Regions from separate parts of the Homo sapiens genome. Here region 2 is linked to region 1. A link is a contact called in ENCODE Hi-C or POLR2A ChIA-PET data. All regions are on one chromosome and are shown on one strand. Each heading gives the region's core, a stretch centred on a gene start or an enhancer-like site at or near the end of the contact. The rest is flanking DNA. Distances are from core to core; before and after follow the strand shown. Region 1 overlaps GCNT2 (glucosaminyl (N-acetyl) transferase 2 (I blood group)). Region 2 overlaps LOC105374928 (a long non-coding RNA gene).

Region 1 (6,633 bases), core at 1,822-4,321:
TCCTGGTTTCTTTGGATTGCTGGTTCAACCCTGGATGCACATTACGATCATCTGGGGCTTCTAAAAATAACTAAGCCAGGGCCTGTTTCCCTCCTTGGGGCAAGACCTAACTATTGATATTTGTACAGCTTCCAAGTGATTCTCATGTACAGCCAGGGGTGTAAACCATTGCAGGTGCTTGTTTTAGATATTGGCATACAAAGCTTCATAGGCTTAGAATTCTCTTTAAGTCTGTGATTTTCTCAGAGCCAGAAGGGGAAGTATAGTGATCAAAAGAAATTAGGGCTCAGGAAAGTCTGGTGGGGAAAGCACAGAGCTGTTTAAATAGAATTGTAGTGTCCAGAGTAAGGGAAGTGAAAGCCTCACTTCTCTCCCATGTGCTTGGAGTAGGATGTAGACTCTTCAGGTCTGGCCACCCTACTATACGGGGAGACATTGACACAGCAGTTCCAAAGAGAGCAGCCAGGGAGGTAAAAAGGCCAATCCCCACTTTTTTTTTTTTTTTTTTTTAGAGAAGACCAAGACAAAGAAAAAGGATAATTGATTTGGAAAAGACTTGAAGAGGGATCGGTGTCTTTACCTAATTAAAAGATTTGCTCAGGAAAGAGAAATTAGACCAACTCTGTCGTTTTGGAAGTAGAATCTAGGGCCAGCGGGTGGGAGATGAGAACACATGGAGCTGGGAATAAAACGGGCAGCTTCCTCAATGGTGAGCAAAGCCAAGGGAAGCAGGGCTGGGGAAGTGCTGCTGAGGAAACCTCAAGGATTGGACCGGATGGCCTCCGAGTCCCTTCCCACTCTCAGAGTCTGTGATCCTAATCAGGGGACTCAACAGAAACTTAAGGGAAACCCCCTGACTTCTCGACTCGATGTATCTATTGGAGCTGGATTTTTACACCCCGTGTTAGCAGTAACAGATTGGCAAAGCAATAGAAAACAAATGCACCAATTCATGTTTTTCAGAAACTTAACAAAAGTTAGCCCCTGAAGTCATTTCTGTGTTATGTGTGTGGAGGAACACTGCCGGAGGACCCTGACCAGCTCTGCCAACTCTTTTTTTTCTTTTTTTGGATCTCACTCTGTCATCCAGGCTGGAGTGCAGTGGCACAATCACGGCTCACGGCCTCAACCTCCCAAAGTGCTGGGATTACAGGTGTGAGCCACACAGCACCCAGCCCGTGCTGGTCTTGACCTCCCAGGCTCAAGCCTTCCAAGAGGCTGGGACTACAGGCATGTGCCCCCATGCCTGGCTAACTTTAACTTTTGTAGAGACGAGGTCCTGCTGTGTTGCCAGTGCTGGTCTTGAACTCCTGGGCCCAAGCGATCCTCCTGCCTCAGCCTCGTGAGCCACCACATCGGGCAAGCCCTGCCAACTCTTTCCTGACCTGAGGCAGGGCTGAATGTAGGAGGTTAGGGAATTAGAAACCTAAGGGTTGTCTTGTTTAATTATTATTCCGGCTATGTGGAGATCTGAGCCATTTTCCGTTGTAAGGGTCCTTCTGGTTGATGTGTATATGTTGTGGTTTTTGCTTTTTTTTTTTTTTTTTTTTGGCAGGTGTGCGAGGGACATTTTGAGATTGTTCCAATTCATTGTCATGATTGAGGGATTATGATTAGGATTCTGTAAAGTAACTAGTCCAGGCCAGGTGTGGTGGCTCACGCCTGTAATCCCAGCACTTTGGGAGGCTGAGCTGGGTGGATCGCCTGAAGTCAGGAGTTCAAGACCAGCCTGGCCAACATGGTGAAACCTATCTCTACTAAAAATACAAAAATTAGCCGGGTGTGGTGGCACGTGCCTGTAATCCCAGCTACTCGGGAGGCTGAAGCAGGAGAATCACTTCAGCCTGGGAGGCGGAGGTTGCAGTGAGCCAAGATCCTGCCACTGCACTCGCGTCTGGGCGACAGAGTGAGACTCCATCTCAGAAATAAAAATTTAAAAAAAAATTAGTCCAGAAAAACATCTCACAGCTGAAGTGGTCTCATGGGAAGGGAGAACAGCACTGCCCAATAGGAATGCTATAATGGGAGCCATAGATCTAAAATCAAATTTTAGATTTTCCAGGAGCCACATTAAAAGAAGTAAAAAGAAGCAGATAATATGAATTTAAAGAATGTATTTTATGCCAGGTGTGGTGGCTCTCGCCTGTAATCCCAGCACTTTGGGGAGCCGAGGTGGGCGGATCACTTGAGGTCAGGAGTTTGAGACCAGCCTGGCCAACATGGTGAAACCCCAACTCTACTAAAAATACAAAAAACTAGCCAGGCGTGGTAGCTTGTGCCTGTAACCCCAGCTACTCGGGAGACTGAAGCAGGAGAATCGCTTCAGCGATTTAGGAGAACCAGGAGGCAGAGGTTGTGGTGAGTTGAGATCATGCCACTGTACTCCAGCCTGGGTGACAGAGCAAGACTCTGTCTCAAAAAAAAAAAAAAAAAAAAAAAAAAGAATGTATTTTATTTAACTCAGTTTGAAACATCACTTTTACTTGTGGCCTGTGGCTGCGACCACAGGCAGGGGAGGTGGACCACGCATCCTCATTGCTGGTGCAGTGGTCAGGCTCTGCCGCCCTAGCAGCACCGAGACGTTGGCCGTCCTCATGTCGCAGAGTCTCCACCTCTGCTGGTTTTGCTTTGCCTGCTTCTACTTTATTTGAAATTCTTGCCTGTGCTTCAGCACTTCCCCTGGTTTATGGGCTCCTCCACCCTGTGGGTTCTACTTCCTATGTCTTCCCCTGGTATCTGCCAGATTCCATGCTGCTCTTTTTTTTTTTTTTTTTTAAGATGGAGTCTCGCTCTGTCACCCAGGCTGGAGTGCAGTGATGTCATCTTGGCTCACTGCAACCTCCTCCTCCTGGGTTCAAGCAATTCTCCTGTCTCAGCCTCCGCAGCACCAGGGATTACAGGTGCATGACACCACGCTTGGCTAATTTTTGCATTTTTAGTAGAGACGGGGTTTCACCATGTTGGCCAGGCTAGTCTTCTGACCTCAGGTGATCCACCTGCCTTGGCCTCCCAAAATGCTGGGATTACAGGCGTGAGCCACTGTGCCTGGCCCATGCTGCTCTCTTGACAGCAAGTGCTCTCTGTGTCCCATTCAGATGTCCCCAGAGAGTCCTGCCTTGGGTCATGCAGCCATTGTATTAAACAATGAGGATCCCCGTTCTCATTCCACACCACCTCTCAGGCTGCGGCTGACGTCTTTGCAGGCAGCTGCCCTTTATGTAGCCCCAAGTTGTCCAATCAGCTGTGACCAGGGTGGCAGGGTCATGTGGTTTAAAAAAGCAAAGCTTGGGTAACACAGATACCTTGTCTCTACAAAAAAAAATCAAAAAATAGTCAGGCGTGGTGGCATGCACTGTAGTCTCAGCTGCTGGAGAAGTTGAGGCAGGAGGATCACTTGAGCCCAGGAGGTCAAGGGCACAGTGAGCTGCAATAGCACCACTACCCTCAGACTGGGCAACAGAGTGAGACTCTGTCTCAAAAAATGGATAAATAAATAAGCAAGCAAAACAAAACATGGGTCCGGGCACAGTGGCTCACGCCTGTAATCCCAGCTCTTTGGGAAGCTGAGGTGGGCGGATCACCTGAGGTCAGAAGTTTGAGGCTAGCCTGGCCAACATGATGAAACCCCGTTTCTACTAAAAATGCAAAAATTAACCGGGTGTGGTGGTGCATGCCTGTAACCCCAGCTACTCAGGAGGCTGAGGCAGGAGAATCGCTTGAACCTGGGAGGCGGAGGTTGCAATGAGCCGAGATCGCGCCACTGCACTTCAGCCTGGGTGACAGAGCGAGACTCCATCTCAAAAACAAAAACAGACAAAAACATGGTCCATCCAGCAGGTCCTCTGGAGGCCTCTCAGAGGATAAGACTCTCTGCATGGCCTGCTCAGGTGAAGGTGCCCATGAGGAGAACAGTGTTACAGAAAGGGGGTTCACATATGGCTTTAAAGATGTCCAAGAAGCCTCACTAGCTGTTATGAAATTAGGGCTTCCTGCCCTCCCTTTTTCCTCTCCCCACTTCCGTCTTTTACCCTTAATCTGGTCCACAACAAGATGGCATGCCTTTTAGTTTCTTGTGTGATTCAGCTGTGGATGATTTCCATTTATAAGCCCAAGATGCAAGTTCATCCACCTCCCACTTTCCTCCTGAGTTATTATTGATCCTCTGGGTTGGATGGCTCTGCCTGTAATAGGGACATTCAGTGAGTTTATTCCATTGGTCATGTGTGCCTTGAATTTTACACATTTCAAAACTGACCAGTGATTTCTGTTTCACTTGCTACAAAGGAGTATTTTGAATATAACTCCATGGGAGTTTGTTTCAAACTCACATTAAAATAGGAATGAATGCAAAAACAGCCTTTCCTGGGAGCAGGCTTTGTGGGCGGTGGGAGGAAGGAGTGCCAAGGTGTCCAAAGGGGAAGGAATAGAGAAAGGAAGATACCTGGTGGGTGATTGAGGGCCCGAAAGACAGACCCTCCCTGCTTCCAATTTGTTTTTCCCCTGGAGCCAGCCTGCGGACTAGCCCTATTGGATATTCCATGGCAGGCATCTTCCCCTGAACCCTAAATGTGGGTGGCTCATTGTATTTCTATTTCCTGTAGAGTCCATACTGGCCTTACTCTTTGTCACTGTTTGAGGCTGATATATCCCGTTAGTTCCTCTATATGTAAAAATGCAATGCTGAGGTTCCAGGTGCCGAGACCTTGAGAGATGCAAATTTGGGAGCAGAGAAGGGCAGATCCGAATCAAGGTGGTCTTGGGAACTCATCCTTGAGCCCCAGGGATGTGGCTGGGATCTTACTGTGTGCAGAGGGAATTGATATTCCCCAAACCAATCGAGCACACAGAGCTTCTGAGATGCTAGGCGAATGGACAGACTTGAAGGGGAGGAAGATTTGGGGATTTTTACTATTAGCTCCGCTTAAGCAATCTCTGTTTTTTTATATCTGCCAGAAATATCGGTTTTTGTCAACTTCTTCTTTTTTTTTTTTGAGACAGTCTTGCTCTGTTGCCCAGGCTGGAGTGCAGTGGCGTGATCTCAGCTCACTGCAAGTTCTCCTCCCGGGTTCACGCCATTCTCCTGCCTCAGCCTCCCGAGTAGCTGGGACTACAGGCGCCCACCACTGTGCCCGGCTAATTTTTTGTATATTTAGTAGAGACGGGGTTTCACCATGTTGGCCAGGATGGTGTTGATCTCTTGACCTCGTGATCCACCCACCTCAGCCTCCAAAAGTGTTGGGATTATAGGCGTGAGCTACCGTGCCCGGTCTCTTGTCAACTTCTAGAAAAGGAAATCAGAGAGTTGGGACACCTGTGAGTTCCTTTTTTTTTTTTTTTGAGATGGAGTCTCACTCTGTCACCCAGGCTGGAGTACAGTGGCGCAATCTCGGCTCACTGCAACCTCCGTTTCCTGGGTTCAAGTAATTCTCCTGCCTCAGCCTCCCGAGTACCTGGGACTACAACCTCTGCTTCCCGGGTTCAGGCGATTCTACTACCTCAGCCTCCTGAGTAGCTGGGACTACAGGCGCCCGCCACCACGCCTGGCTAATTTTTGCCTCTTTAGTAGAGATGGGGTTTCACCATGTTGGCCAGGCTGGTCTCGAACTCCTGACCTGGTGGTCTGCCCACCTCAGCTTCCCAAAGTGCTGGGATTACAGGTGTGAGCCACCACTCTCGGCCACCTGTGAGTTCTTCTCAGGGAAACAGTTTCTTAGGAAGGTGGTAAATGGCCTGACAGACTTCATTTTTTAAATAGGTAGATTATCAAGAAAACAATGGCATTAATCACTTCCCTAGAAGAAGAAAGGAAGAGTTTAATCTGCAAGTGATCTTATCTTTGCTAACCATTGTCTTCCCTCTTCACTGATCACTGAGTTTGTTCTTCGGGCATTCTGTGGCTCACACTCTATCCTTACTTTCTTCTTCCTCCTTCCCAGCTAAGTTAGACTACAGATGCTCTTCGACTTACAGCGGGGTTACATCCCAAGAAACTCATCGCAAGTGGAAAATACCATAAATCAAAAATGCATTTAATGGCCACGTGGGGTGGCTAACGCCTGTAATCCCAGCACTTTGGGAGGCCGAGGCAGGTGGATCACTAGAGGTCAGAAGTTTGAGACCATCCTGGCCAACATGGTGAAACCCTGTCTCTACTAAAAATACAAAAATTAGCCGGGCGTGGTGGCGGGCACCTGTAATCCCAGCTATTTGGGAGGCTGAAGCAGGGGAATCGCTTAAACCCGGGAGGCGGAGGTTGCAGTGAGCCGAGATTGTGCCACTGCACTCCAACCTGGGCAAGAGGGAGATTCTGCCGCAAAAAAAAAAAAAAAAAAAAAAAAAAAACAAAACAAAGAAAACGAAAGAAAATGCATTTAATGTACCTAATCTACCAAATATCCTAGCTTAGCCTAGCCTCCCTTAAACATGCTCAGAACACTTACATTGTTAGCCTACCGATGGGCAAAATCATCTTACACAAAGCCTATTTTATAATAAAGTGGTGTCTATGTCATGTGATTTCTTGAATACAGTGCACTATAGAGTACAGTCTCAGTTGTTTACCCTCATGATCTCATAGCTGACCGGGAGCTGGGGTGGCCTGCCACTGCTAGCATCATGAGAGAGTATCCTACC
Region 2 (6,633 bases), core at 1,227-3,726, 930 kb after region 1:
GCTATAAAGTACTCCAGTACTCCTTTAGAATACGTGTATGAGGTAACAGAACTAACATCTTTGTGGAAACTGCTTTTCTTGTGTAGTTACCTTATTGCGCCTATTGTGTCTGGGAGAAGTCACTGATTTTTCTGGATATTCTCCAAATGTCTTTACCAGTGTTTAGCATTATAATAGGAGTCAAGTCTTTTTTTTTTCCACTATAATTTCAGATCGTGAATGTACTCCAGAATAAATATAGTACATAGTTTGTCTTTGCAATGCAAAACCTCAGTCATGTGCCTCCCCACCCCTCCTGGGGGTTAATATTAGGAATTAGAATAAGTCAATGAAATATGGGAACATATTTCATGATCTCACTCATGGCCTGCTTGAGAGGGCCTGAAATAACTACTGAGTAAAAAATAATATTAATCTTAATTGAATTTTCCTAAAGTTAATTGTGATAATGGTTATTTTTCTACTAGGTAAATCAACTGCTTTTTTGAGAATAAATGCCTAAATGAAATCCTGCTTATTTCAATCTATTTAATGCATCTTTAACCTTGAATCAGCATTAGAGTTGTGGCTGTTTTTATTATTATAATTTAACCTCAGTTTTAATATCATATTTAGATTAACTATTTAACAGCTGAACTTGTAATAGCTGTGCATGTTGAGGGCCGCTTCCTGCTAATACCTTTGATTTTCTGTCTGGGGACTTCCTTTTTGACCACTGGGGCATGAATGCCCTGCTCATACAAAGGCTAAGCCAGGAGTGCAGGGGAATTAACTTCAGAAACAGCTCACAAGCAGTGTTAAGGGGGAAGCTAGTAATGACTATCACAGTTTTCTCACCCCTTCATCTGATTAACTTTGAGGCATATTCTACCTCAGTACTTTACAAACTTTATCATTTGGGGATCCTGTTAAAAATTCACATCCTGATTCAGTGGATTTGTGGTAGAGCTTCAGATGATGATGATGATGATGATGATGATGATGATGATGATGATGATGGTCCGCTTTGAGTAGCAGGCTCTACACTGTCTCTCAGAATTCCCCAGTGGAATTCAGCTTCATTTGCCCTCAGTGGTAACTTTCTTGATTATTCTCCTTTGGTTGGTTTTCTTCTCTTGCCTGTTTCTCACTTCTCTATTCCCCTACTAGTGTTTCCTACTTGCATGTGAATTCTTATTTCAGGTTGCTTCTGGGGTAACCCAAGCCAAGAATATGCATCTATCTATTTATCTATCTGCTCACCTATCCATCCATCTATTCATCTACATCTATCCATCCATCCATCCATCCATCCATCCATCCATCCATCCATCCATCCATCCATTTACCTATCTATCTAGCTATGTAATGCATTCATCTATCTTCTATTTATCTATTTATGTAATCTATTTATCTATCTTATCTATCATGTGTCTAATATATTCATTTATCCACCTATCTATTCATCTACCTAATCTATTCATCTATGTATCTACTATTTATCTAATCTATTCATCTATCCATCTATCTAATCTGTCTACCTACTTACCTACCTATCTGGAACATAGCAACAGAGCACAGCCTCTTAAAAAATCCAGTAAATTGAAGAGCTGAAAGAGAAAGAATGAAGACATACTGGAGGGGGTGGAAAGGAAAAGTTGATGACTACCACCTAAAGGGACTTTTTCTTCCTCCTTGTGTCATTTTCAACAGGATGTGGTATCATGGAGCTCTGGTGAAAGAAGAGACTAGGCAGTTAGCTATGGCTACATAAATGGGACAGCTCCAGAAGTCCATGGAGGGATCCCCTTTCTACTAGGAAAGATGGGCAAGGACTTTATGCCTGATTCTATTATTCAGGGCACATTGCTGACAGGGTTGGCCAGTGAGGCCATAGAGAGAAGGCAGGCCAAATGCTAATCTTGGAAAGGACGGAAATCAGCATAAGCAGAGAGACACAGGGTGAAGTGGTAGCGGAGAGCGGATGCCACAGTGTGTGGGCTTGTGGGTCAGCCCTATTAAAGGGAGGAAATCAGTAAATGGGCTTGCAGATGGTTACCCAAGATTTCTTCATGACTTTGTGCAGCCTGTACAATGTATGCTCCTTATCTTGTGGGAGTGTAATTGAGAGCCCTGGACTTCCTCAGCTCAGATCCCAACTCTGCCACCTCCTGGTTATGCTACCTTAGCATGTGTATTCAACCTCTTTAAGCATCGGTCTTCCCATCTATGTAGTGGGGACAGTAATTCCTATTTCATGGGATTGTCATAAAAATTAAATGAGATATTTTGTACAAAGTGCTGCCTTTATTACAGCTGGAGGATAAGAGAGCAGCCCTGATACTGTAAATATTCCCAAGAATGATGAGGAAATGACGGTGGACCTTTTACTTGATTCCAGCGTTATGAACACACACACACATACACACACAGATATAAGCACACATATGTTTAATAGCATATAGGTAGAAAGCCACAGGAGCGGTAATACCCTGATTATGTAAATCAACCCCAGCTCTAACAGCTAAAAAACCCTACTGCTGCTCTTAGCTATGCATGAAATCACCCCCATGAAACTTCTTTGAATAAAGCAAACATCTGTTCTTGGTGGAATGCAAAAGAGAAACTTTATTTGAAGTTCCTGCTTCCCCTTCTCATTAAAAGTATTTCGAGCACTATTAAAATAGTTTCTGCCAAGAGCACTTTTTGTGCTCTTCAGTTTCTTAGGTTCACTGGCCTGAGAACCAGCATTCAGCATTCTTAGTCCCACCATAGCTGGGAGTCTGGGGTCTGGGAAAGGGATAGAGTCAGTTTGTTTTTGCCATCAAGACCCTCTGATCGCCTCAGATGGTCTCACCTGCTATTGCTTCTTTCCCGTCCTGACAGGTTGATATTCTGGAAGCAAGATCTTGGAAGGCCAAGGACAGGTCATTTCTTAGGACTGTGCAAAAGAGAATCAGTCTTTACAGTAAGCTATTTGATTCTAGTAGTTCTTTCATCTCAGTCTTTTGAAAGCAACTTCCCCTCTTTAACCAACACCTGCCATGGCCTCTTCATGAGCCGAAGAAGGTGAGTGCTGATGGAAATCCCAGATGTGGCCAAAACTCCCCAGCAGCAGACAGGTCAAAGGTCTTTTGTACCCTTTCCCGTAACGGGTGGCACTTGATCTTCAGAGTGGCTTACACTGTTCAAGAGGGTTTGAATCATAAGACATTTGGGGTTAAAAAAAAAAACCTGTCATTTTGCATTTTGATTTTTGTAGAGCCAACTACAACGTATTTGAAAATTGTGTTCTTGAAATAAGCCTGTAATAGTAGGTGTCAAAAGTATCAGAGATAAAATGTCTACTCTTTTAGTGGCGTAAGTTGTCGTTGTTTCAAATTACATTTCCTTGTACTATATGATGGATGTACTATGCACACACACTTTATCACACACGTGTGTGTGTGGGAGTGGAAATGTGTAGGTAGTCAGAGAGGGAAGAATAAAGAATTCATGCTAATGTCTAAATAAATGAATTAATTAGTGAAATAAATAGATTCCTGTTTACACTATACTACAATTTTTAAGGATAACCAGTTGTTAATTAATACACTGGACTTGAAGGAGACTCATTTGTGTTGAAACATGAAATGTTTGTCCTCTCTCCTTCTCCCTCCCACCTGGAAAACATGAAAGATCTGCAACTCACACATACTAGTGTAATTTAAACACACTTTGAAAGAATTGATAGGCTGGGCGTTGTGGCTCACGCCTGTAATCCCAGCACTTTGGGAGGCTGAGGCAGGCGGATCACGAGGTCAGGAGATCCAGACCATCCTGGCTAACACAGTGAAACCCCGTCTCTACTAAAAATACAAAAGAATTAGCCAGGCGTGGTGGCAGGCACCTGTAGTCCCAGCTACTCGGGAGGCTGAGGCAGGAGAATGGTGTGAACCCGGGAGGCAGAGCTTGCAGTGAGCCGAGATTGCGCCACTGCACTTCAGCCTGGGAGACAGCGAGACTCGGTCTCAAAAAAAAAAAAAAAGAATTGATAGGCAGCAATTCTAACCTAAAGGGTTCATATTGAAACCACTGATCATAGATATCTGAATAGGTCCTAATTAATGAGAGAGTGCAACCATTTTCTGCTTGAGGGAATTGCCCATGTTCCAGACTGCAGACTTGACATTCACATGCCATGAGAAAACATGGATTCAAATACAGAGACCCTAGGCTATTTCCTGGAGCTCCAACGATGTCATCAGAAACAAAAATGTTCCATTTGACAACCATGAGATTTGACACTATTGACCTACATGGAAGTTTTTAACACTGCCACTCATTCTGCCATGTGTAAAGGGGTTCAGCAGGGTGACCTCAGGGATGCATACATGCATTTTCTCCACACGTCCTCCTTAATTCAAGGATCATATCTGTGGCTCCCCTAGCAAAGAATCAAAGGCCAAAGGTGGGTGGCCCAGACTCTTTCTCGTACTGGGGAACACAGGCAACAGCTGCGGCATATCACTGAGCTTGGCTGCTGACAGGGAAAAGCATTGATAATTTCATCAGATCTCACAGATCAGAAACAACAGAATACCCTCCCGCTAATTGGTGGCCACCGTGACCGCTATAGTTGGTTTGATTGAAATCAGTATTTAAATGATATTTTTAAATTGTGGTGAAATACACGTAACATAAAATTTACCATCTTAACCATTTTTTTAGTGTATAGTTCAGTCGTGTTAAGTATGTTTACAGTGTTGTGCAACCAATTCCAGAACTGTTTCATCTTGCAGAACTGAAACTCAATGCCCATTAAGCAATTCCCATTTCCCACTCTCCACAGCCCCTGGCAACTGCAATTCAACTTTCTCTCTCTACAAATTTGGCTACTTTAGGTACCTCACGTAAGCGGAATCATACAGTGTTTGTTCTTTTGTGACTGACTTATTTCACTAAGCATTTTGCTCTCAAGGTGCATCCATGTTGTAGCGTGTGTCAGAATTTCCATTCTTTTTAAGGCAGAATAATATTCCATTGTATAAATATACCACACGTTTATCCATTTACTTGTCAATGGATACTTGGGTTTCTTCCACCTTTTGGCGATTGTGAATGATGCTGCTATGAGTGGGGGCGTAGAATCAGTGTATTTAATTCTAACACTAAAAGGCTCATATTCCGTTGCATGACTAACCCACTCTATGATCCTCAGGAAGTCATGTGTTTTGTAGAGAGCATACAGTTGTTCTAATTCAGGGATCCCTTTGGATCCATGATACTCATTAATATAGCTGAGTGGAGTTAGAGAATCTGTAGGCATGGAGCAGAAAGAAAGCTTAGCCAGTCTAAAAGTTGATGTAAATTTAAATCTTGGACTCCTTAGCACTAAATTTTCATTGCCCAGACTGTTCCAGCCAAGATTCACTGAGTGGATATTACCCAAAAGTTCCACCCTTATTGATAAAACAGTCATGGCTAACACTTGCATAGTGTTTAAAATGTTCTAGACCCCATTTTTAAGCTACGTACACTATCATCATCATAACTGTTTTACAGATGGGAAAATGAGTCTGGGTAGTTAAGTCCCTTGCCTAGTGTATGCAGTTAGTCGGGGCTGGTGTTTGAATGCAGGTAGTTTCACTCCAAAGTTCACGCACTTCACCATGATACTGTGGACATACATGGATAGATGTATATGGGAAAGTATATGATTGGGTGTTTTGGCAATCAGCAATAAGAGGAGACACATTAGAACTCCAAATCAATATTGTTAAAGAATGGTGCAACACACGTATGTTTATTGCGGCACTATTCACAATAGCAAAGACTTGGAACCAACCCAAATGTCCAACAATGATAGACTGGATTAAGAAAATGTGGCACATATACACCATGGAATATTATGCAGCCATAAAAAATGAGTTCAGGTCCTTTGTAGGGACATGGATGAAACTGGAAATCATCATTCTCAGTAAACTATCGCAAGGACAAAAAACCAAGCACTGCATGTTCTCACTCATAGGTGGGAATTGAACAATGAGAACACATGGACGCAGGAAGGGGAACATCACACTCTGGGGACTGTTGTGGGGTGGGGGGAGGGGGGAGGGATAGCATTAGGAGATATACCTAATGCTAAATGACGAGTTAATGGGTGCAACACACCAGCATGGCACATGTATACATATGTAACTAACCTGCACATTGTGCACATGTACCCTAAAACTTAAAGTATAATAATAATAAAATTTAAAAAAAAATGGTGCAACAGCATAAAATAGAAAGTCCTCTGGTTTTCAAGTTGCACACAACTAATTGGAATCCCAGCTCGGCCAGCAGCTATTTGATAACACTGACCAAGTTTTTATCCTCTTGGCTTCAGTTTCCTTATGTGAAAATGAGAATAATAACATCCACTTAACTCAGTTGTGGAAAATTAAGAAAATAATGTTGTCAAGTGCTTAGCTTATAGTAGGTACTCAATAAATGTTAGTTCTCTTCACTCTTTTGGGGCAAGAGAAGAATGTGATCTCAAAAAACAGAAATATGTTGGCTGGGTGTGGTGGCTCATGCTTGTAATCCCAGCACTTTGGGAGGCCAAGGCAGGCAGATCACGAGGTCAGGAGATGACACCATCCTGGCCAACATGGTGAAACTCTGTCTCTA

What was found. Hi-C counts contacts between places; a loop is a spot of excess contacts on that map. ChIA-PET counts read pairs that join two places held with the same protein, here RNA polymerase II (POLR2A). Pooled maps may share reads with other maps.
Region 2: a map of B cell shows a loop between it and region 1 (5-fold over the local background). The contact joins two enhancer-like sites. A Hi-C loop is called at or near these places in 1 of 168 maps with a recorded cell type or tissue (B cell), 1 of 37 single-sample maps with no recorded cell type and 4 of 50 pooled maps. POLR2A ChIA-PET finds 5 or more read pairs at or near these places in 1 of 52 experiments (RWPE1).

Annotation. Positions count from the first base shown.
Region 1 is chr6:10,531,385-10,538,017 of GRCh38, forward strand. All of the region lies in intron 3 of GCNT2 (glucosaminyl (N-acetyl) transferase 2 (I blood group)), which reads left to right. Among named protein-coding and RNA genes, the nearest start is that of GCNT2, 13 kb to the left of the region's middle. RefSeq lists enhancers at 2,618-2,867, 2,988-3,317. Within about 2 kb of position 3,072, at least 5 of the 41 ENCODE cell types and tissues checked have a DNase peak (open chromatin) inside an H3K27ac peak, as active enhancers do; they include B cell, where a contact is called at or near this core.
Region 2 is chr6:11,458,420-11,465,052 of GRCh38, forward strand. The region is part of intron 1 of LOC105374928 (a long non-coding RNA gene); the gene reads left to right. Among named protein-coding and RNA genes, the nearest start is that of TMEM170B, 76 kb to the right of the region's middle. RefSeq lists an enhancer at 1,803-1,992. Within about 2 kb of position 2,477, at least 7 of the 41 ENCODE cell types and tissues checked have a DNase peak (open chromatin) inside an H3K27ac peak, as active enhancers do; they include B cell, where a contact is called at or near this core.